Regions from separate parts of the Homo sapiens genome. Here region 2 is linked to region 1. The links are chromatin loops, found by intact Hi-C in ENCODE. Cell type or tissue: gastrocnemius medialis. All regions are shown on one strand. Links, peaks and the distances in the headings refer to the core of each region. The heading gives the core; the rest is flanking DNA.

Region 1 (5,842 bases), core at 567-5,566:
TATCCTCTTAGGGTGGTTCTGGGATGAGGGGCAATCAGCGAACAGACAACCCAGCAGTCCCCATATGCCTGGCACTGACAGTCTAATCATGGGATAGGCCACAAAGATGTAAACTTAATCTTCGATCATGCTTGGTACCATGAAGAAAATAAACCATGCACAGTGAGAGAGATGAGCAAGGAGGGAACACCCATGGAATATCAGGGAAGGACTCTGCAAAAACACCACTGAACTTCAGGCACTGTATGGGTCTGATTCTGCAGAAGATCAGAACCAATAGGATATGTGGCTATAGAGAGGGAGTGATTTATTTTAAGGAACTGGCTGGAGTGATTGTGAAGGCTGGCAAGTCCAAAATGGGAATAGCTGGAGACCCAGGAAGAGTTGATGACACAGCTCCAATCCAAAGATGATCCAAAGGCGGAAGTTCCTCTTCCTCAAGGGACTGTCTTTTTTTAAGCCATTTTATTGAGGTATGATTGGCATACAAAAAGCCACACATATTTAATGTGTACAGTTTGATGAACTTGGAGATAAGTATGCACCCCATGAAGCCATCACCACAATCCATGCATAAAACTATCCATCACCTCCAAACATTTCCTCCCACCGCTTTTATTTATTATTTGTGTATGTGTGATAAGAGCATTTAACATAATATCTATCCTCAGCAAATTTCAAGCACATAACACAGTATTGTTAACTACAGACACCTGCTGTACATCAGATCTCCAGAACTAATTCATCCTGCATAACTGAAACGTTACTTCCTTTGACAAATAACTCCCCCCTTCCCTGCTTCCCAGCCTCTGACAACCCCCACTCTACTCTGCTTCTATGAGTTTGACTGTCTAAGCTTCCTCAAGTAAGTGACATCAATCAGTGTTTGTCTTTCTGCGACTGGGTTGTTTCTCTTAACAAAATGTCCTCCAATTTCACCCATGTTATCATAAATTTAAAAATTTCCTGCTTCTTTAAGGTTGAATAATTCCATTGTATGCATATACCACATTTTCTTTATCCATTCATCCATCAATGGAAATTTTGTTCACTTCTCTGTCTTGGCCACTGTGAGTAATGAACAGGTGGGTGCAGATACTTTAATATCCTAATTTCATTTCCTTTGGGCCTGTACCCAGATATGGGAATGTTGGATCATATAGTAGTTCTAGTCTTAATTTTTTGAAGAATCTTTATACTGTTTTCCAAAGTGACTACATCAATTTACATTTCCACCAACAGTGTACAGGGGTCCCCTTTTCTCCACATCCTTACCAACACTTGTCATCTTTTCTTTCTTTGATAATAGCCATCCTAACAGGCATGATGTGATATGTCATTGTGGCTTTGATCTGCATTTCCCTGATGGTTAGTGATGGTGAGCCCCTTTTTATATACCTGTTTGCCATTTCTATGTCTTCTTTGGAGAAATATCTGTTCAGTTTCTCTACCCATTTTTAAATCAGCGGGTTTGGGGTTTTGTTTCATTTTGTTTTGTTTGTTATTCGGTTGTAGGAGTTTCTCATGTATTTTGGAATATTAACCCTTTATCAGATACACAGTTTGAAAACATTTTCTTCCATTCCATAGAATACCTTTTCATTTTTGTGATTGTTTCCCTTGCTGTGCAGAAGCTTTTGAATTGATGTAATCCCACTTGTCTATTTTTGTTTGTGTTGCTTGCGAACTCAGTCTTTTTACTCTTAGGGCCTTCAACTAATTAAATGAGGGCCACCTGCCTTATAGAAGATAAACTGCTTTACTTAAAGTCTACTGATTTTAGTGTTAATCACATCTAAAAAATACCTTCACAGAAACAGCTAGACCGGTCTACAGTCTATACATATAGCAAGCTTGCCAAGTTTGACACATAAAATTAACCCTCACAGGCACCATTTTCCACCTGAACCAGCACATATTCTTGTGTAGAGCTGTATACTTTGTTCACGCCCTGCACCTTTTTCTTTTGCAGAGAAAAAAAAAAATCCCCACTTTGCAATTGCATCTGGTCAATGAGAGGCTCTAGTTTTGGGGAAGAGGGAAACACCTAACCTTGACAGAATCATCACCAGAGACACCTGCCGGCTGACAAGGACAGCTTTCTTGGAGCCAACAGATGATGCAAGGAAATAAGAAGTGCACAGACGCGTTCAGCGACTCCTCCAGCATCGGCAGCGTGTTGGATGATGCAGACAGGGAGGTGAGCAGCCTAACAGACCGGGCATTCCGGAGTTTGTGCATCTCCGAGGACACATCCTTCCATGACTCCTATCTGGCTGTGTCCCCGGATATCACCCGACAGGTGTTTGGGACTTTTCACCAGAGAACAGTGGGCCACACCCAGAGGAAAAGTGGCATTTGGAGCCAGTTACCGTCACAGGGCACGGAACATTCGGGCTGGGCGGCCACCTTCCAACAGCTACCCAAGTACGTTCAGGGAGAGGAAAAGTACCCCAAAACCAGCCCCCCACCAACGCCAGTCCAGAGGAGACTGGAGGTGCCAGTTTCCGGCCTAAGGAGCAGCAATAAGCCTGTCTCCAAAGTATCAACACTAATTAAATCTTTCGACAGGACCGAGAGCCAACGTTGTGAGAGCAGGCCCACTGCCAGCAAGCCTCCGGCTCTGAAAAATCCTCCCAAATTCGCTCCTCTTCCAGAAAACAGTGTCAACTTCTGCTTCGATTCTGCCTTTCTGACAGTCAGGAGGGTGCCCGCTGAAGTTTCCAACACCCATCAGAACAGCTACCAGCCAGGCAGGAAGCACGGAGAACAGGAGTCCTCCAAGAATCCAGAAATGGCCTGTCACGGCTCCAGCAGCTTCCTCCCAGCAGCCAATGACACGGCCACCTTATGTGAGTCAAAGTTCCCCTCTCCACACCACAAGCCAGTCACGGGTGAGCCTGGGAGAGGCAAAGGTACCTTTCTGCACAGTGAAAATAGTGCTTTTGAGTCATGGAATGCCCACCAACCAAAGCTGCTGGAGAGAAAGGACACAGCTGGAACCGTCCCAGAAAGCAAAGCTCCCAAGCACTATGGGGACACGACCTTGCTAAGAGAACCCTGTCCTCCTGAGCGCACAGTCTCTCCCTGCCAGGTCCAGGCCAGCTGCAGTCAGGAAGAGAACAGACTTGCAGCAGGGGCTCTGTCCACATCTATACCCTGGGGGTGCAGGGATCCAGGAGCCCAGGTATTTGCTGTGGAAGGAAAAGCTCCCAGCTCACAACCTGATTCTCAAGAGAAGCCAGCCCAGCCCCCATGGAGGAAGCCAAAGACTGGCAAAAAAGGGAAAGAAAGTCTACAAGATACTTTAGAAGAAAAGACACAGACCAACCAGAGAGGCCCACCTTTGTATACAAAACACAACCCCCAGGAACAGTTTTCAGAAAACAATGCTCTTGACCTGCCTGTGGAACCCAATGAACATTATGATCCCCCCTTTAACATCAGTAAGCTCCTGACCCCCATCATACCCAGCAAGCACGCCCTGGATTCAGCAGACAGCCAGCCAGCAGAGCGAACCCCATCACCCCCAGGACAGCTAAACGGATACCAAGAGAAGGAGCCCAGTGAATGTCAGTCTCGAGACAGCTACAAGTCCAAAGCCCCTAGCCTGCTGTTCAACCTCAAGGACGTGCGGAAGCGTGTTAAGAGCACATACAGTTCCTCACCTCTCTTGAAAGTGCTTGATGAGAAAACTAGAGGTAAGGTTGATGGAAAGCAAGAACCTGTGAGCAACGGTGTCATCCTCCCCAATGGGCTTGAGGAAAGCCCTCCAAATGAGCTTTCTAAGGAGAGACCCGCTGATGACCCCACTGCATCACACATCAATCCCCAGAAGGACCCTACAGCTGACCCCAGTGAGCCCTCTGCAGACAGCTATCTAACTCTTAGCACAGCTCCGACTATCGCCAAAGCCCCCTTCTATGTCAATGGGGAGGCTGCTGAGAGAAGCAGTTATGAGAACAAGGAGGTGGAAGGAGAGTTGGAGATGGGTCCTGCCGGATCCAGCTGGTGTCCAGACTCCAGGGAACACCGCCCCAGGAAACACCTCTCCCTGAGGCTTTGCAATAGGGATCCTGAGCCTGGAGGGGCTACAGAGAAAATGAAGACCCACCAGCTAGAGAATGGGCTCTCCAGATCTGTGTCCCAAGAGACAGAACCTGAGAGGGAAGCAGGACTTCAGAACACACATTTGAACCAGAAATTCTTCCCAGGGCCCCTCTCTCCTGAGGAGGAAGATGTGTTTTACAGTGACAGCCAATCCGATTTTATGCCAAGCCTCAAAGGTAAGGCCAAATTCAGCACCAGCTCTTCAGATCAATCCTTTGCCTCATTTGATGATCAGCAGAAGATGTGGTTTACTGAGAACCAGCGGGAAGACAGGAGGAAGGATGTGAGTGCAGGTGACAGTCAGAAGGATGAGAAGGAGAATGTGATGCGGAAGGATGAGCTGCAGTACTGTGCCTTAAGCAATGGGCACGCATGCCTGGAAAACCGCAGCCAGGGGGAAGCATTGCAAAGAGAAAGGGAAAGTGTGTCTGGAGGAAGAACCAGGAAGGCATCAGCAGAGGAAGCTAATTTCAGAGGCTCTTGGATTGGGGAAAATAAGGGCACAACCTTTTCACAGGCCAAAGACCTTACTCCCTCACCATCTTCTGCTTCAAACAGGCACATGCTGTTTACGATTAAAGACAACACCCTCAGAGCTACCCCCGTAATTAAACCTATCATGCTGCCTCTCCTGAGGACCATGTCCTTGGAGGACTCCCTCAGCAGTGGCCACAAAGAGGAGGAATTGCCAAGGCCAGAATGGGGTGAGGATCCTGGGTTTTGTGCCCCCGAAAACCAGGACATTCTTGGTACATCGACACCCACTAACACACGGGGCACACGTGTGAAGTGCATGGCCAACGAGGTCATGGAGGACCCTGGGCAGGGGTCGAGCATGGCCAGGATGGAGGCCTCTCAGCCAGCCCCAAAGGGGAATTTCCCATCTATGCCTCTGGTGGGAGAGGGGGACCGGGTGAAGGCACCACCAGATGCTGCACCTGGCCTCGTGGCAAGCAATTGCAAGAGCGGTTCTGCAGACTCAGGGAAGCTGGCAGCCCCATGGCACATCCCCACCATTGCTTTACCCGAGGGTGACATAGAAGACCAGCCACCCCCATGGCAGCCCGAAAACTGTTGGGAAGAGCAAACACCAGGTTTCAAGAGTCACTTTTTGTCCACACCCAGAGCAGGGCCCCCTGGCAGAAGACTGGTCCCCAGTGAGAGGGCGAATTCCCCCAACCCCGGCTCCCCCGGGGAGAGCAGTGCCTGCTCCCCTGCTGCCAGCAACATTTGGGAGGAGTCTTCCCAGGCCCCTGGAGGACCAGAGCTGCTTCCCGAGGAGCCTAATCAAGCCAGCCCCTGGGCCAGCTCCAGTCCTGCCAGGGTCACCCGGAGGGAGGACCTGACCCACGCCCTCGTGTGGGAGGGCGGCTCTGACCCCCTACTTGAGCTGTCGGCAGAAGACCTCCGGACCCTCTCTCCAAGAGGTTCATTGCTGGATGTGGCCACCAGCCCAGCAGGCACCTCTGGGAGACTTGAGCTTCCTGCACAGCTAGAGAGGACAGCAAGCAAGCCACCTGCAGTCCCACCCAAAACAGAGAAAGCCCTGCGGCGGGCAAAGAAGCTGGCAAGTAAGAGGAGGAAGACGGATCAGGCTCAGGAGAAGCATGGCGAGTCACAGGAGGGAAAGCCCTGCCCGGAGGACTTGGAGCAGACACAGCAAAGGCCGCTGTGCCCCAGAGAGAGGCCCCGACACAATTTCCCCGTGGTCCGTTCCCTGCCCCCTCCCGTG
Region 2 (5,842 bases), core at 441-5,440, 100 kb before region 1:
AAACATAAATAACTCTTGACTGTGTAAAGGAATAATAATGATGCCTTGTGGGATTTAAATAGGTGTAGAATTGAAATGCATGACAGCAAAAGCACATAAGGCAGATGGGTAAATGGAATTGAAGAATAACACCCTTACATTGTATGGAAAGTGGTAAAAATATCAGTCTACATTAGATGTTAATAAGTCAGTGATGCCTGTTGCAATCTCCAAGATAACCATTAAAATTAGTAAAATAATACATAAGAAACTTGCTAATAAAGGAGAAAGAATGGAAGAATTAAAAATAATTATAATCCAAAGGAAGCAAGAAAGAAGAGAAAATAGAACATGGATCAGGCAGAAACAGAAAAGGGTGACAAAGGGGTAATTATAAATGTAAATATCTCTGCATATGCAGTAAGTTTAAACATAATATATATTTCAATAAAATACATAGATCATTAGACTAGAGGGAGATAACTACTTACAAAAGACACACTTTGGATGATTCAGAACAGTTTAAAATAAAATGTTGAAAAAGACATAGAGGATCTCTAAATGCATATTAAGTGAAAGAAGCCAGTCTGAAAAAGCTGCCTGCATACTGTATTATTCCAGCTATATGACATTCTGGAAAAGGAAAACTATGGAAACAGTAAAAAGATCAGTGGTTGCCAAGGGCTGGGGAGAGGGAGGAATGAATAGGCAGAGCACAGAGAATTTCAAGAATTTTTAGGGCAGTGAAACTATCCTTTATGATACTATGATGGTGCCTATATGTCATTCTATATTTATCAAAACCCACAGAAGGTAAACACCAAGAATGCACCCTAATATAAACTATGGACTCTGGGTAATAATGATGTATCATTGTAGTCCATCAATTGTAACAAATGTGTAATTTGTTTTTGACAATTATAACAAATGCACAATTTGTTGTTGATAATTATAATAAATGCACCATGGTGGCAATGTTGAGAATGCATGAGTTGAGGAAAGGGTGTTTGTGAAATCTCTGTATCTTCTTCTCAATTTTGCTGTGAACCTGAAATTGCTCTAAAAATAAATAAATAAATAAAGTTTCTTAATGGAAAATGATGTGTCAGGCAAATATGAAGTTAAAATAAAAGTTGAAGTCATATTAATATCAGACTTTGAGGCAAGAAGCATTATTAGAAATAAAGAGGGACATTTGATAATAAGAAAACTTTCACCAGAAGGATGAAATAATACTAAAATTTTACATTTAACCACATAGCCTCAATATATGTACAAGAATAATTGACAAAACTAAAATGGAAATAGGCAAATCCACCCTGGCTGGAGTGCAGGTGTGTGATCACGGCCCACTGCAGCCTCTCAACCTCCCTGGGCTCAGGTGATCCCTCCCATCTCAGCCCCCCAACCGGGTAGCTGAGACTACAGGAGATGCAGCGAGACAGAGACAGAGAGAGAGAGGAAATACCGAGGTCTTACCTTTGTTCTCTCCCACTTGTTTATTGTTATTGTCGTTTATTATTTGTTATTATGTTTACTGTTGGTTGGTTAGTTTATTTATTTTGAGACAGGGTCACTCAATGTTTTGGGCTCAAGCCATCCTCCTACCTCCGGTCCCCCACCCCCACTCCAGAAGCTGGGACTATAGGCACGTGCCACCACAACGGTTTACATTTTTATTTTCTAATGTTTTATGTATCGTGTGTGTGTGTGTGTGTGTGTGTGTGTGTGTGTATGTGAAGATGGGGTTCCGGGTTCTGCCATGTTGCCCAGGCTGGTCTTGAACTTCCTGTGTTGTTTTTCTAGCCCTACTTTCAGTTTGTTTCTACAGTACTTACTTGGAGTTGCTGTTGTTTTACTTCTTTGTTCTTTTCTCTCTCTCTCTTTTTTGTTTTTTTGTTTTGTTTTGTTTTTATTTTCCTGCGCTCCTTTCTGCACGCTGAAGTTTGAAACATCTCCCTCAGTAACTGGCAAAACAAGCAGATCATAAAACTCAGTAAGAAAAGAGAAGATTGAACAACACAGGTAAAAAAAAAAATGACCCAATAGGCTAATACAGAATATGTCACCCAGTATTTTAGAACTGTTACCAACCTAGGCTTGAAGGGAGGAGAGAAAGGAGTGCTTATAAGAAGGACGGCTGCCTTGTGAAAGGCAACAAGTTCAGGACAACTGCTAGGAGGCATCTGAGAGCTGACATCCCGACCTCACTGTCTTCCCTCCCAGGGCTCTCCATTGGCCAAGTCCAGATGAAAACCACTGATACAATCCCCACACTTCAGCCTCCCTGGGCAGGGAGTAGTGGAGAAGGGTGAGCAAGACAACTAGGGGTGGGGGCAAAGGAAAGTTACCCAGCACAGGTGTGCAAAAAGGAAACTTTCTTTTCTACAACTCAATGTAATTTTTGATTCCCTACCCCATCCTATCTTTTATACACACTTAATTGATTCATTTTCCTATAAATTCAGTCTTTGTATGATTTCTCGTCACTTAAGATTTAAAACTCATTTATATCAGGATTTTTCCCTTTTCGGGACTTCTTCCCTTTTCATGGCTTTTCATTGCTCCAGGGGCTGATGATAACTCTGAAGTTTATAAGGCAACAGAGGAGAGAAAAGGAGGAAGATGCCCTCTTCTTAGTTTCCATCTCTATCAGGTCTCTGGTGACCTCATGCTTTAAATAGGACTCATCCCACTTTGTCCATGGCATAGACAGTGTAGGATGGGTGCTCCCTCAGTGATGGCTTCTCTGATCTGCAGGCCCTGGTAGCCCCCTGGGAATCTCAGACTACTGATTCAGCCATATCTCCAGCCAGTTCCTTGTAGAAATTGTCCCAGCTGTAATACTGTATGTGTATTCCCTAATCTCAGCCACTAGACGCTGGTTAGACCCACTGTAGTGTGTCTATGTCTCTACTAACTCCTTGGTTCCACTAGGCACACCTTACAAAATTGGGATGCTCTACCAAGCCTTGGGAAACTATGGGGTGTATTGGGAAAGGGGACTATCCCTAACTCTGTCATAACTAGGTATGCCTCCCCACCCCTCCTCTCTGTGGTCCCAGGACAGCACAGTAGATGTCACTAGCTTGCTGCTGGGCTACATGGCAGAAAGTGTGATACAAGTCCTCTCTATTCACCATCCTGAACTTTATCAGGAGAATGCAGACAGTGGAGTGTCCCCAACATGCCCTGACTGACGGGGGCACCTCAGTTTGGAGGGTCTTTGCAGACCCATGTGGAGGGAATGGGGAGAGCCAGAGACTGGATTACATCTCCTTTCAAGGATTTCCCAGTGTGCACTCATAAAGTAGCACTTGGACCCAGAGTCTGGCCTCTGTGTTCTCTGGTTCAATGTGACAAGTGCCACTGCAGCTCAGGGCAACCCCGTATCATGGACATGGCACAGAAGAAAAGGATGCTGGTGAGTGTCTCATGAGTCCCCCTCACAGTGCCCTGCCTCATGTGAACAGTTGGTTCCACCTCTTGCATCCTCAGTCTCATCCCCACTCATCTTCTGAAGGTTTTAATTTCTTCTGCCACCCTTTTCTCTCCTACTGCATCAGCCTCTCCCCTCTGCTGGATCACTCAACAGCACACATGCTCTAGGGGCTCATCTGAAAACCAACCAGAATCCCCTTGGCTTTCCTCCTTCTCTCTGCTACTGTCCCATTTCTCCACTCCATATCAGCAAAACCTCTCTCAAAGGCCATCTACACTGTCTCACCTGCTCTGCTCTCTTCAACTCACTCCAGGTGGGCATGCATCTCTGTTGCTTTATTGAAATTCCTTTTGTCAGTGTCACCATAAACCTGGCTAGAGTCAAATCTTTTTATTGCCTCCTGAACGGCACAGTGGCCACAGCTCTTTCTTGGCCACAGCCTGTCCTGGCTCCTGTAAACACCACTCTCTGCTTGTTTTCCTCCTCTCCCCCCACAGCTCTCCTCTCAGCCTCATTGGCTGTCTTCCTCTGTTACACCCAACCTACGAACATTAGCACCAAAGCATATTTCTGGTCTTTCTTCTCCAAGTCTCACCTATGCTTTCCTCCAAATGCTATTGGTTCTCATATTTACTCACAAGCCGATCCCCACTTCCAGCCTGCAAAGCTCCATACCCAACTGCCTTTCTGATCTCTCCACTTGCATCTCCAGCTGGCATCTGAAACCTAGCAGGAGGAAAATAGAATTTCTGGCTGGCCCCTTCCCTGCTCTTGGCCTGTAGTGTGTCTATGTCTCTAGTAACTCCTTGGTCCCACCAGGCACACCTTAAAAAACTGGGATGCTCTACCAAGCCTTGGGAAACTATGGGGTGTATTGGGAAAGGGGACTATCCCCCATATCCCAAGAGACTCAGCCTGTCTCTTGGCCTCATTATCTACCCAGCTAGCTTCTCCAACCCCTAATTTGGGAGGTGCACACATTGATCCGCTATCCTTAATATACCATGCTTGAGCATCACAACAGACCCCATAGCTGGCATCTTCATGGTGACCTCCCTGGTCCAAGTCATCAACCCCTCTCACTGGAGCTATTTCAATACCTCAATACCTTCAACTCCTCTCCTGGCTCCTCTCCTTCCCCTGTATGATCTCTTCTCCACCCAGCAACCACAGTAATGCATAAACATACTGGAAACATGAATCAGCTCATGTTACTCCCCTGCATAAACACTTCAACACTGGCCTATGTAGTCTTAGTATAAAATTCAAACTCTATGCCAGGTCTTTTATATATACTTTTTCTTTCAGTGATGGTCAAATCTTGAACTCTTATTTCATATCTCAAAAACCAAAAATAAGTAAACAAATAAATAAATAATCTGAACATACTCATATTGAATTTGAATTTTAAAAGCTTCATTGATGGACTTGAATGAGTATCTCCCAATACATGTGACCAATGTGGTTAATTTATTATTTCGATTTTAGCCGGCCAAATCTTATCTAATATCAACATGAGCATCAAGTTTCACAAAATTAAAGAAAAAGTGGTTGTTTTAAACTGTCCCAGTTGCAAGATTCTATGTGCATTCTCTCATCTCAAAATTTCCCCTAAGTAGCAGAATGCCTGTAGTGGGAAAGGTATTTATGGGGCAACCATTAAATGGAAAGTTGAGGCTGGGAGAGAAGAGGACTTACCCAAGGGCAGGTGACTAACACATAGCAGAGTTGGGGGGCAACCTCAGGTCTGTAAGATTCTAAAGCTCCATAGGTCTCTGAAGCTGGTCGTGGTCACCACTGCAGCCGCCAAGCTCTGTACTCTGAAGCAGGCACAGTGCCAGGGGCTTTGCACTCATGCCATTTAGCCCTCATGACAGCTCAATGTGGTGTAGACTATCATTATCACCATTTGCACACAGAGGAACTGAGGGTAAGGACTATACTGACTGCCCAAGCCAAACAGCAGTAAATAGTGGGGCCAGGATTTGAACCCACTTCTATGTGATGCTACCACCCACATTCAAAAGCATGCCCCTATCCTGCCACCCCTACAGCTCTGGGACCTCAAAAGAAACAAGCTTTATTCTCTGGGAGTACAAGACGGTTTGGGGCTGGCAGAAAGACTGGTACATGGGACGGACTGTGGCCAGGACAGTGGGAGTTCAGCCAGCCTGAGGAACTCCATCAGAGCAGCTCTGGGGAGACCCAGCTAGGGAGCCAGGACTGGAACCTTGATAGTTCAGCATTTCCCTTCCCATCTTCCCCCCTAGCTTTGAGGCTCTGGGAGTCTTCTGAAGCATCTTTCAGTCTGGGGAGAAGCTTGGGGTCACTAGTCCTCAGCCCTCTGCCCCTGAGATAAACAGTCATCTGTTCTCACCTTTGCTAGCCCTCCAGAGCGGAGATGCCATGGGACTTCTGCCA

Evidence for each region. A loop is a pair of places that touch in the nucleus more often than their neighbours do. Peaks named below come from ENCODE experiments on the same cell type or tissue, not always from the same donor. Only the 100,000 strongest peaks of a DNase experiment are listed, where the experiment ranks them.
Region 2: a loop joins it to region 1, with 5 times the contacts of the local background. A loop is called at or near these places in 1 of 110 quality-filtered maps.

What each region holds. Positions count from the first base shown.
Region 1 is chr10:49,320,430-49,326,271 of GRCh38, forward strand. C10orf71 (chromosome 10 open reading frame 71) reads left to right here. Exons shown (of 3, transcript NM_001135196.2): 3 at 1,973-5,842. The coding sequence starts at 2,117. Among named protein-coding and RNA genes, the nearest start is that of C10orf71, 24 kb to the left of the region's middle. In gastrocnemius medialis, for the core only: no CTCF peak of the experiment used is centred there; a DNase peak (open chromatin) is centred at 2,849; H3K27ac peaks cover 3,171 bases.
Region 2 is chr10:49,215,630-49,221,471 of GRCh38, forward strand. No RefSeq gene overlaps it. Among named protein-coding and RNA genes, the nearest start is that of TMEM273, 30 kb to the left of the region's middle. In gastrocnemius medialis, for the core only: no CTCF peak of the experiment used is centred there; no DNase peak of the experiment used is centred there.